Linked DNA regions of Mus musculus: region 2 is linked to region 1. Evidence: chromatin contacts called from ENCODE Hi-C or POLR2A ChIA-PET data. All regions are on one chromosome and are shown on one strand. The core of a region is the stretch at or near the end of the contact, and the rest is flanking DNA. Distances in the headings are between cores, read along the strand shown.

The links. A loop is a pair of places that touch in the nucleus more often than their neighbours do. ChIA-PET counts read pairs that join two places held with the same protein, here RNA polymerase II (POLR2A).
Region 2: a loop to region 1 is called in a map of regulatory T cell, with 3 times the contacts of the local background. The contact joins the promoter of Six5 here to the promoter of Ccdc61 in region 1. A Hi-C loop is called at or near these places in 1 of 37 maps with a recorded cell type or tissue (regulatory T cell). POLR2A ChIA-PET finds 5 or more read pairs at or near these places in 1 of 5 experiments (embryonic stem cell).

What each region holds. Positions count from the first base shown.
Region 1 is chr7:18,905,356-18,911,653 of GRCm38, forward strand. It overlaps Ccdc61 (coiled-coil domain containing 61), which reads right to left and starts at 5,049. Exons shown (of 14, transcript NM_001033314.3): 1 at 4,778-5,049.
Region 2 is chr7:19,092,156-19,098,089 of GRCm38, forward strand. It overlaps Six5 (sine oculis-related homeobox 5), which reads left to right and starts at 2,389. Exons shown (of 3, transcript NM_011383.1): 1 at 2,389-3,263; 2 at 4,077-4,864; 3 at 5,001-5,934. The coding sequence starts at 2,482. The coding sequence ends at 5,590. Dmpk (dystrophia myotonica-protein kinase) reads left to right here. Exons shown (of 15, transcript NM_001379257.1): 13 at 53-99; 14 at 392-477; 15 at 795-1,666. The coding sequence ends at 954.

The DNA.
Region 1 (6,298 bases), core at 3,799-6,298:
ACACTCTGGCCAGCTCTCTCCTGAGCCCCAGCTCCCAACACCCACTCTTCTCTCCGTCTCAGGACCTCTCTCCTGTGCAGACCTCCACTTCCTACCCCTTGTACTTCGGTGCATGGTGGACACCAGCGCTCCCTCTGCACTGACCCCTACTTCATTCTATTCCCCAGCTTGAGGCGTGGGGAAACCAGCTCACTGCTTCTCTCCATCACCCTTCAGCTCTACATTCTCCTAGAACCCCGCACCCTGAATTTTCTGTCTGAATTGTCATGCCCCCTTTTATTCTGCTTCCATTCTGCCCACTTAAGTAAAGTTCTATCCCACACACACCCCAGTTTCTGCCTGTATTCCATTTCCCCATATTTTACCTAAATTCTGCCCAAACTGTACCTCTCTTCCCCAACCCACAGCGGGGCACATTTCCCACCTCCCTTCCCCTGGGCAGCCCTCCCCACCTTTGAGACTATCCAGGCCCAGTCCCTCTCACTCCCTTGAGACTCTCTCCCTCTCCCTGCTCACACCATCCTTGCTAAAGATCCCAGAAGTTCATCCTGGTGGCTGACTTCCAGCCTGCCCCAAATCTCTCCTGGCTCCTCTCCTAATCCCCTTCTGATCAGTATCACAAGGAGGCGGGGCTCCACCCTTGCCAGTCCTTGCCATCACTACACACACCTGGACACCCCTTCACCCACTTCTGCCACAGCCTCTTTAGGTTGCTCTCACACAAGCTATCAGTCTCCCAGCCTCCAGCCCTCTCCACACCATCTTTCACTAAGGGAATCTCAAAATGTAGCCCAGGGCTACAGGTCACTGCCCCTGGCTCCTCCCAAACTGTGCTCCAAAATTTCAGTAGGGAAGAGAACCCTCCACACTGGGCTCACCACACCACCACATCCCACCATCACCATGGGCAAATTATTGTCCCCAGCCCACCCTAGGCTGTTTGCCCACCAATCACTACATACCCCTACCCCATCTCTAGCTTTACTGGGTTCTCACAAGAATGTCACACACTGTGCCACATAGCCTGTCCTCTACCCCACTCTGAATTGGCCTCTCAAACTCTGGATGAATATGAACTGGCCTGAGCTCTCTCCATCTTCACCCTGTTCTTCCTTCCACTGACCCCCAGGAGTCATAACCACAAAAGCCCTTTAAGCCACTGAACATGGTTTCTCTGCCTTCTGCTAAAGTCAAGGGTAGGACACCCCACAATGGAGACCATTACAGTGTACCCTGCAGCTCCCCAGCACACTCAGGGAGTCCCCAAAACATACTTCCCAACTCAGTGTCCTCATCCTAATTCTGCTGCTCTGGTGGCACTGACTCGGGCTTTGACCTGAGCATGGCTTATGCTTACGGTCAGTGCTGCAGGCTGGGAACTCACAGGTTTATCACAGATCCTCATTCACGTCCCAGTCTGCCATAGGTAAGGTGCTTGCCATTTTATGGTAAGTGAAGTGAAGATAAAGCCAGGCCTGGGGTCAAAAGCCTGTTAGCAACAAGCTGGAATGTAGACTCAAAAGTCTAAGACCAACATGGGCAACAGTGAGGTCAAGGCCACTCTGGGTAACTTAGTGAGACTCGGTCTCAAAAGAGAGGGTTATGGGCTGGTGAGATGGCTCAGCGATTAAGAGTGCCGACTGCTTCCAAAGGTCCGGAGTTCAAATCCCAGCAACCACATGGTGGCTCACACCATCTGTAATGAAATCTGATGCCCTCTTCTGGAGTATCTGAAGACAGCTACAGTGTACTTACATTAAATAAATAAATAAATAAATAAATAAATAAATAAAATATTAAAAAAAAAGAGAGAGGTTATAGATGTAGCTTAGTAGTAGGGGCTTACCTAGCATGTGTGAGGCCCTGGGTTAAATACCAGTTACTGGGGAAGGGGTGGTGTATATATATACATACATACACACACATACACACACACACACACACACACACACACACACAACATTTGGGACAAGAGCACTAACATTGTACACTGTCGTGAGCACTGAGTTAGTCAATGTGTAGGTGTCTGGCACTCCCCCTTAACACCCACTCTTAGCTGACAGTCCAGAGGCCAGCCACAAAAACCTTATTCCCAAAGCCTGCAAGCATGGCTTGGCAGAAGACAGCTGACTTGCCTAGAATCCACAAGTAAGAGACGAGGGCCATGGCTCAGCCATACAGCACTTCACCGTCCCTTGAGATGTAAATAAATAAAAACAACCTCTCCTAATTGTCACTCTTCCTACCTCTCAGTACCTTGGCCTGGCATAGATCTGCTTGCAAACCTACAGAGGAATGCCAAGATAATGTCTTGGCACTAGGAAGACCTGCAAGGTCATTCCTGACACTCTCCAGTCTCAGCTTCGAGATTCCAGGTGGCACTACAATGTGTCCAGTTTATTGCTGCAGTCGACTCCATTCCCAGGAAGGAGCCCCTCCCAGCTCGCTATTCCACCTTCCACCATGGAGAGGCCAGAGGAAGGGCAGTTAACTCTAGCATAGTAACTTTCTACACCTATGTGTTCTTCAGGAGCCCAACACTAGTAGAGAGATCTGAGCAGTCCAAGGAGTAAACGAAGGATCTGGTGGCTCTGAAAGAGACAAAGCCAAGTGACTAAACAAGCAGCCAGCAAGGCCTCATGCAGCCCCCATCTGGACTGAGACCTTTGGCGAGAGTGGGGAAATCACTCAGACATCTGTGGGAAGGGGAGACAGCAGTATAAAGCATGTGTTTGCTACGTTTAAAAGACACCGAGACCTTCGAGGTCCCAATAACGCAAGCAAGGCGTTTCCAAAGGTGTGTGGTTGTGGAGAGGAAGGAGGACAGAGCTCTAAGTATCTGGAGATCCTGTGAGCAGGCGAGGCCTAGGGAAGAGCGGGTGGGATGCAGGCGGGGTTAACAGAGGAACACAGGATTTGGCTTTTTTGCTTGCTTGCAGAGGGATCTCATGGAACCCAGGCTCAGCTTGGACCCCTAACCCTTCCGTCTCCACCTCCCACCTCTGGGATTACAGCTGCTCATCACCACGCCTGCTCTCACTGAGCTAGGGAGCAAAGCCAGAGCTTGAAGCAAGCTAAGCAAACACTCTCCCAACTGTACAAGATCCCTTGCTATCCATCCTCACCCTAACTTGTTTGAGAGTCTCACCGTGTGTGTGTGTGTGTGTGTGTGTGTGTGTGTGTGTGTACACAATCTTTTTAAATGGGAGAGAAAGGAAGTAGTGATGAAAAGCCAACTCCTAAGTACCTGAGAGGAAGGGCCTGCCAGGCTGAATAGGGATACCAAAGAATCATTTGGGGGCAACTGCATGTCAGCTGGACTTCCAAGCAAAGAAGAGCTGGCCTTTGGATAGAGCATGGAGTTCAGAGATGGATACGGGAAAGAGACATCTGGGTAAACAGAGTGAGGGAAGTGGTATAGAAAAAGTGATTGCCCAGAACATGAAATTCGGGTATGAAAGGATTAAAGAACTCGCCCAAAGCCACAATGATTTCCATAGTGGGTCCCAGAGTCAGTGCCAGGGCCCAAACTTGGGCAAACAGATACCAAAGCTCACACTCTCTTCTCTAGGTTTGTTTTGAGACAAGGTCTCCCTCTTTAGGTAAAACGAGCCCCAAGCTCATCCTGTGACCCAGACTGATCTCAAACTGCCAGTCCTTCGCCTCAGCTGCCCAGTCCTGGGATTACAAAGGTGTGCCACTGTAGGATGCGTTATGACACTTCAGGGTTCATTCAGAGGGGCTGTCCAGACGACTCAATGGGTAAAGCTTCCTGCTGTGTAAACCCAAAGAGCGGAGCTTGACCCCTAGAATCCACAGAAAGGTGGAAGGAGAGAACCAACCCAGTGTTGTTGTCCGACCTCCACAGCCACAGCCATATAGCTGGTCCTTGCTACTTTGTGGGTTCTTTCCCCCAGGCTTTATCTCCCATTTTCACCCCCTAAATACTAGATAGGAGAGAAAACAAGGATAGAGGGGAAGAGAGGAATTAGGAAAACCCCTGAATCTAATTTCTTTCCTTTTGTTTCTTCTTCGACCGTGACTACTAACAAACCACAACCAACCTTCCTAAATGACCAACAACCCTGCACACATGCACATACACATACAGGCACACATGCTTCTTGGGGGCCCTAACATTTATATGCTCTCTAAAATGTTCCCAAAATTCCAAATGTCACACAATCGAAAAAAAAATTATCTGCAGCTGGCAAAAACACACTTCTGCTAGAGCAAGCGGCAAATCATAGTAAGCTGAGAACTGTCCAAAACAGGTACACCTGGGATTAAAATGAAAACATATTCTTATAATATTTCTGTGTTTTTTAAAGGAACCAAAATTCCAAAGCTGTCACTACACACCCATCCTGTGATATGAATCCCCCTCCCATCACACACTTGTGTGAACACACAATAATTTCTATGCGTTCAAGGAAAAAAGGCGAGACACTGTCTCAAAAACAAAACATAAGACTCGTTCCCGACCTCGGCAGCAGTGGTAGAACTATTGACTAACATTTCAAAGTTTGTCATCTAGCACTGCAAAGAAAGCGAGAATTAAAAGTGATTTCACGACAAATAACTTGCTCAGAGCCTGCACACAGTAAACGCCTCTGGTCCGTAGGGTAGGAACACACCCTCAACCCTGGAACCTCAACCCTGCCTTGTCTTCACCTGCCTCCATCCTCCAAACCAACTCAAGTTCAGAACCTACGGCATCTCGAGGACACCCCCTCCGCACCTCGTGGGGTGTAATATATATAAAATAAAACTCTACCTTACAAGCTCTAGTGCAGTATTCGGTAAGGGTTCTCTAAGTTCTAGCCGCGTATCTCGCGAGCGACAACATGATGCATTAAAGACCCCGTGAAATCTCCAGCTTGCATAGGTTCTGGCGTCCACCTGCGTGAAAGAATCGGTGCTCTGGGGACTCCCCACTGCCCGCGCCTGCAGCCCGCGCCTGGAGCCCGCGCCCACACCCGCGTACTCGCTCTTCACCTCCACGGACTCGATCTTCACGAGCGGTTCAACCGCCGAAGTTTCAGCTCCGCCCACATCCGGCCTTCTCACTTCTGATTGGTCTGATCTTACAGGCAGCCATGTTTCCATAAGTCAAAAGCGACGCCCGTCACTCTGTCCCGCCCCCATGGGAGAACCCGCCTTCCGAAGTTTACAATTGGTCTATTTGGAAGAGGCGTTACTAACACGTGTGGGGAGACCTCCGAGGTTTACAGTCTGTTTCTAGTGATTATTGGGTAGATATTCTGCCAATCATAAGAAAAAGGTGGTCCCTTGGAGTAGAAGGAGGATCCCGGAAATAGCATTTTTACTCCGCCTACCACACCCACCACCCCCAGCAAGGCAGGCCTCGCCCACAGAGAAGGAAGGGGCTGACTAGAGTGTGGAACTTGCTCAGAGGAAGGTCCGAGCCTTCAAGTCAGGAGGCTTAGAGGATATTCTCAACTGTAAGGACAGCCTAAGTATACCCTGATCGGTTTGCTAGACTTGGCTTTGTCAGTGCATGCATGACAAAACCTCAAGTGGCCCAAGCTAGTCTCCTATGCATCCTTGAACTCCTGATCCTCCTGCCTCCACCTTCCCGGTACTGAGATTACTGGAGTTGTACCACCATGCCTGGCATGGCACTGGCTTCATTAAAGCTCAACACAGCAAAGTAGGAGTTATTTTTTAATAGTTTTAGATTTATTTATTTTATATGTGTGAGTTTTATGCCTGCGTGTATGCCTGTGCACGACGCGTGTGCCTGGTGCCTGCAGAGGTCGGAAGACGGCGTCAGGAGCCTCGGACTGTAGTTACAAATGGTTGTGAAGCACCTTAGGGATGCTGGAAACTGAGCTCCAGGCCCTTTAGAAGAGCAGCCAGTGCTCTTTTTCTTTCTTTTCTTTCTCCCCAACCTCCTGAAGTTGTCTTGAGACATATCTCACGCTATAGCTTTGGCTAGCCTGAATTTCACTACGTAGATCAGGTTGTCCTCGAAGTCACCGAGACCCCCATGCCTCTGCCTCTACCTCCTGAGTTCTGGGATTAAAGGCACATACACCATGGCATCAGGCTAGAGGAGTTTACTTATTTATTAGATGACACTTTGTGTGTGTGTGTGTGTGTGTGTGTGTGTGTGTTAGGGTGCATGTGCCACGACCACAGCATCTGTAACCCTATTCCTAACAAAACAAGAACAGGATACCAAGCTTTCACTAGCCAGCCTGCCTAGCCACTCAGTGAGCTCCTGGTTCAATGAGAGATCCTGTTCTCAAAAATTAAGGTGTGGAGACCTTGA
Region 2 (5,934 bases), core at 1,139-3,638, 180 kb after region 1:
GCCTTTCTCCTCCATCCTCCACACTCCATACACCTCTCTCTTCTCCTTCCAGCCATCACGGGGGTCCCCAGTCCCCGGGCCACGGATCCACCTTCCCATGTAAGACCCCTCTCTCCCCTCCCCGATCCCCATCTTAGATATGCTACCCACAGCCCTTCTCCCGTCCACGTTTAGGGTCCATTCTCCTTGGGGGTTCCAGAAGAAAGCTGCCCTTCACTCATCCATTCAGCATGCACTATCTACCAGCTCTCCCTCGTTTCAGGCTTCTCGCCAAATCCTCCCCAAGGGAACTCCCTATACTCCCGTTCTGGCCTCGACTAGATTCCCGCACTGCCTCTCGCCCTGCTGCTGGGCTCCGATCGGGTCACCTGTCCCTTCTCTCTCCAGCTAGATGGCCCCCCGGCCGTGGCTGTGGGCCAGTGCCCGCTGGTGGGGCCAGGCCCCATGCACCGCCGTCACCTGCTGCTCCCTGCCAGGGTATGTCCCACGTCCGCCCACCACGGGCCTCTGCCTAGCTCTGCCCACTGAGTGTCACCACTGCTTGCTGTGCCTCTGTGGAGCTCGGCCCACCGCAGGGAGGGGGGGTATTCGGGCGGCCAATCAACACAGGCTGCTGCTAAGTAGCCAATGACGAGTTCCAACAGGAGCTCTTTCTTGCGAGCAGACCAACTTTAGCTGCGGGCTGTGGGGACCAGAGATGCGCTCAGAGGCCCATCTATGGGTATAGGCTGGGCGGCTCCCAGGAGCCAGTGGGCCCCTGTAGCCTAGTGCTAATCCAACCTTCTCTCCTGCAGATCCCTAGGCCTGGCCTATCCGAGGCGCGTTGCCTGCTCCTGTTCGCCGCTGCTCTGGCTGCTGCCGCCACACTGGGCTGCACTGGGTTGGTGGCCTATACCGGCGGTCTCACCCCAGTCTGGTGTTTCCCGGGAGCCACCTTCGCCCCCTGAACCCTAAGACTCCAAGCCATCTTTCATTTAGGCCTCCTAGGAAGGTCGAGCGACCAGGGAGCGACCCAAAGCGTCTCTGTGCCCATCGCGCCCCCCCCCCCCCCCCACCGCTCCGCTCCACACTTCTGTGAGCCTGGGTCCCCACCCAGCTCCGCTCCTGTGATCCAGGCCTGCCACCTGGCGGCCGGGGAGGGAGGAACAGGGCTCGTGCCCAGCACCCCTGGTTCCTGCAGAGCTGGTAGCCACCGCTGCTGCAGCAGCTGGGCATTCGCCGACCTTGCTTTACTCAGCCCCGACGTGGATGGGCAAACTGCTCAGCTCATCCGATTTCACTTTTTCACTCTCCCAGCCATCAGTTACAAGCCATAAGCATGAGCCCCCTATTTCCAGGGACATCCCATTCCCATAGTGATGGATCAGCAAGACCTCTGCCAGCACACACGGAGTCTTTGGCTTCGGACAGCCTCACTCCTGGGGGTTGCTGCAACTCCTTCCCCGTGTACACGTCTGCACTCTAACAACGGAGCCACAGCTGCACTCCCCCCTCCCCCAAAGCAGTGTGGGTATTTATTGATCTTGTTATCTGACTCACTGACAGACTCCGGGACCCACGTTTTAGATGCATTGAGACTCGACATTCCTCGGTATTTATTGTCTGTCCCCACCTACGACCTCCACTCCCGACCCTTGCGAATAAAATACTTCTGGTCTGCCCTAAATCCCGCGCAATATCTCTGTTGTGGAAAGGAAACCGCCCCGCAGGCCAATGGAGAGTCCAATAGAGACAACCAATGGCTTGAGTGGGAGCTAGAGGGGAGGCAAAGCGCACGAATCAGGTTGAAGGGTGGGGCTTAGGCATCCAGCCAGTAGGAGAGAAGCAACAAGCCACCAGAGACACCACCGCCCCCCACCCTCCCCCCCAGCTGTGACCCAGCTGTGCCACTCAAGTTTGGAAAAAAGTAGGGGGTTGGGCCAGCAGCGGGCACACCATCTTCCCACTGCGCCTGCGCAAGCCACGCGCATCCGCTTTTTGGACCGACACTCCAGAAAAGTTGCTGCAAACTTTCTAGCGCGATTCCCCGCCCCTCCTCCCAGCTAGATCCACCGCCTACCCGCGGGGCCGGGAATTCCGAGGGGCGGAGCACGGCGCGGAGATGGGAAGGGAGGGGGCCCTTCAAGGGACCCGGGAGATGGGAGCGGCTTCGCGCCCTTAACCCTCCGGACGGCCCATTACCTTCTCCGTTGCTCTGATAGGGAAACTGAGGCCCTGAGTCAGAGGCACACAAGGGGGGAAGGCCAAAAGCGCGGCCAGAGACGGAGGGAAAACAAAGAATCCTGACAGCCCGGGAGGGGGGCGGACACACAGGGACAAGGACAGACCCGAGTGCAGAGCTGGGTCTAGTCTTTGGGAGGGGGCCAGAAGACTGCAAGGGGACCGGGGGGGGGGGCGGCGAGGAGGACTGGGCGGAGGAGGGGGCTGGGGAAGCCCGCGGGAGGCGGCAAAGGAGGGAGGAACTTTCCAAAGTTGCCAAACATGGCTACCTCGCCTGCGGAGCCGAGCGCGGGGCCCGCGGCTCGGGGGGAGGCGGCGGCGGCGACCGAGGAGCAGGAGGAGGAAGCGCGCCAGCTTCTGCAGACTCTGCAGGCAGCCGAGGGGGAGGCGGCGGCGGCCGGGGCGGGAGATGCGGCGGCGGCGGCGGACTCTGGGTCCCCGAGTGGCCCGGGGTCTCCCCGGGAGACCGTGACCGAGGTGCCCACTGGCCTTCGCTTCTCGCCCGAACAGGTGGCATGCGTGTGCGAGGCGCTGCTGCAGGCGGGCCACGCCGGCCGCTTGAGCCGCTTCCTGGGCGCGCTGCCCCCGGCCGAGCGCCTACGTGGCAGCGATCCGGTGCTGCGCGCGCGGGCCCTAGTGGCCTTCCAGCGGGGTGAATACGCCGAGCTCTACCAACTTCTCGAGAGCCGCCCTTTCCCCGCCGCCCACCACGCCTTCCTGCAGGACCTCTACCTGCGCGCGCGCTACCACGAGGCCGAGCGGGCCCGTGGCCGTGCGCTGGGCGCTGTGGACAAATACCGGCTGCGCAAGAAGTTCCCTCTGCCCAAGACCATCTGGGATGGCGAGGAGACCGTCTATTGCTTCAAGGAGCGCTCGCGAGCGGCGCTCAAGGCCTGCTACCGCGGCAACCGCTATCCCACGCCTGACGAGAAGCGCCGCCTGGCCACGCTCACCGGCCTCTCGCTTACACAGGTCAGCAACTGGTTCAAGAACCGGCGACAGCGCGACCGCACTGGGACCGGCGGTGGAGCGCCTTGCAAAAGGTGAGGGGGGAACCGACCCTCCTTCCTCGGTGGCCGCTGGAGTCTGCGCAAGTGACCCTTCACATCCCTCTTCGGTGGCGTCGGCGAGTGCATAGGCTGAGCGTGGAGAGACCAGGCACACCCTGGGTTCTCTGGGCATCACTGCCTCAGGGGCAGAGGTTGTTCCAGCTACTTCTAAGCTGGGAACGCAGTGCCAGGAATGGGGGGGGGGGCGGGGGCGGGACGGGCAGTGAGAAAAGTGAGGTATCCCTGGAGGAGCGGTAGTAAGGAAGGGAAAGGGGCCTTTGTCTAAGGCACCCAGGGTAGGGACCCGCTTTTGGGGCCTCTGCAACCTGGCCCCTCGGTAACCATTACTTACACCCACCCCCACGCCCCCTCCAGCCCAAACAGCGTGGTCTGTCGCTTGTCTTTGTTGTGAAACGTGAACCTTCTCCGGCTCCGGTTTCCCTGTAACCCAAGCCCTTCCCCTCCCACCTCAGCGCCAGGCCTCTAGCTCTGGTCTCTGACGCCGTGGGGGTGGGGGGTGAGGAAGAACTGGAGTAAAAGCTGCTGCCTCACTCCGCAGCCACGCGCCTGCCGACCCAGGGGACTTGGGGCAGTCTGGGTGCTCGGCTGCAGGCCAAGGCGACTGGAAAACTTTCCTCCAGCTTAGCATACCCGCCGCGCTGTCAACCCCAGCAGGCTTGTAGAGACCCTGGGATTTGGGTGGGTTCTTTGAAGGGCTAAAATAGTTAATCGGAGCTTGGGTTGCCTCTGCCCCTAGGGCGATGAAACCTTCAAACCTAAAAAAGACGTAACCCTTTTTCCTTCCAGCGAGTCTGATGGGAACCCCACTACGGAGGATGAGTCCAGCCGCAGTCCAGAGGACCTGGAGAGGGGTGTGGCCTCCATGGCTGCTGAGGCCCCCGCCCAGAGTTCCATCTTCCTGGCGGGGGCCACCTCTCCTGCAACGTGCCCTGCCTCCTCCTCTATCCTAGTGAATGGGAGCTTCCTGGCCGCCAGCAGTCCCCCAGCAGTGCTCCTCAATGGTAGCCCAGTCATTATCAATAGCTTGGCCCTAGGAGAGAACTCCAGCTTGGGGCCCTTGCTACTCACAGGAGGAAGTGCCCCTCAACCACAGCCCAGTCTCCAAGGGGTCAGTGAGGCCAAGAATTCTCTGGTCCTGGACCCTCAGACAGGAGAGGTTCGACTGGATGAGGCTCAGTCTGAGGCCCCTGAGACCAAAGGGGTTCATGGGACTACTGGAGAGGAAATCCCAGGAGCCCTGCCCCAAGTAGTCCCAGGCCCCCCACCTGCCTCCACCTTTCCTCTGACCCCGGGAGCTGTGCCTGCTGTGGCTGCTCCTCAGGTTGTACCGCTCTCCCCTTCTTCTGGGTACCCAACAGGCCTGAGCCCCACCTCCCCACGGCTGAACTTGCCCCAGGTGGTGCCCACCTCTCAGGTGGTAACCCTGCCTCAGGCTGTGGGGCCACTCCAGCTGTTGGCAGCTGGGCCAGGCAGTCCTGTGAAGGTGGCAGCTGCAGCGGGGCCTACCAATGTGCACCTGATAAACTCTAGTGTGGGAGTGACTGCGCTGCAACTTCCCTCGTCCACTGCTCCAGGTACCCTTTCTGCTTTCTTGGGGTCTGAGTGGGCTTGGGGAGCAGGTGTCTCCCACCTGATAGTCTCTTGGAGTTAAGCCTACTGGCACCCCTGCCTGCCACCCAGCATCTTCCACTCCACCTCTTTTCTCTACAGGAAACTTCCTCCTGGCCAACCCTGTGTCTGGTAGCCCCATTGTCACTGGGGTAGCTGTGCAGCAGGGCAAGATCATCCTCACTGCCACCTTCCCCACCAGCATGCTCGTCTCCCAGGTCCTGCCTCCTGCCCCCAGTCTAGCCCTGCCCCTGAAGCAAGAGCCAGCTATCACAGTGCCTGAAGGAGCTCTCCCAGTGGGCCCCAGCCCCACCCTCCCAGAGGGTCACACTCTGGGGCCAATCTCTACTCAGCCACTGCCACCTGCTTCTGTTGTCACCTCTGGCACCAGCCTGCCTTTCTCCCCGGACTCCTCTGGCCTGCTTTCCAGCTTCTCAGCACCCCTACCTGAAGGTCTGATGTTGTCACCTGCAGCTGTGCCAGTCTGGCCAGCAGGGCTGGAACTGAGCACAGGAGTAGAAGGGCTGGGGACACAGGCCACCCACACTGTGCTGAGGCTGCCAGACCCTGACCCCCAGGGACTGCTTCTGGGGGCTACAACAGGGACTGAGGTTGATGAGGGGCTAGAAGCTGAGGCCAAGGTCCTGACCCAGCTGCAGTCGGTACCCGTGGAGGAGCCCTTGGAACTGTGACTGCCTGCATTTAACCACTTCTTCTGACAATGGTGTCAAGGTGCTAGGACAGGAAGAGGAACCCTCAGTAAAGTGGCTGCAGTCTGAAGTCCCACACTACAGCTCTCCTACCTGGATAAGCTATAAGCCCTACAGGAGCTACAGGGACCACCACAGGTCAGGGAACTGTCCTCCTGATGGCAGATCTTGTTACAGCCCTCTCCTTGCTCTGCCTGCCCAATATGTGTGGGCACTAGGGGTCTTGACTTGGGCTTTGCCATCCTCTACATAATACTAGTGTGAGAAGGCCCTGCCAAGTGGCTAATTTCCAGATGGCACCCTCACTATAACACTATTAATAGCCC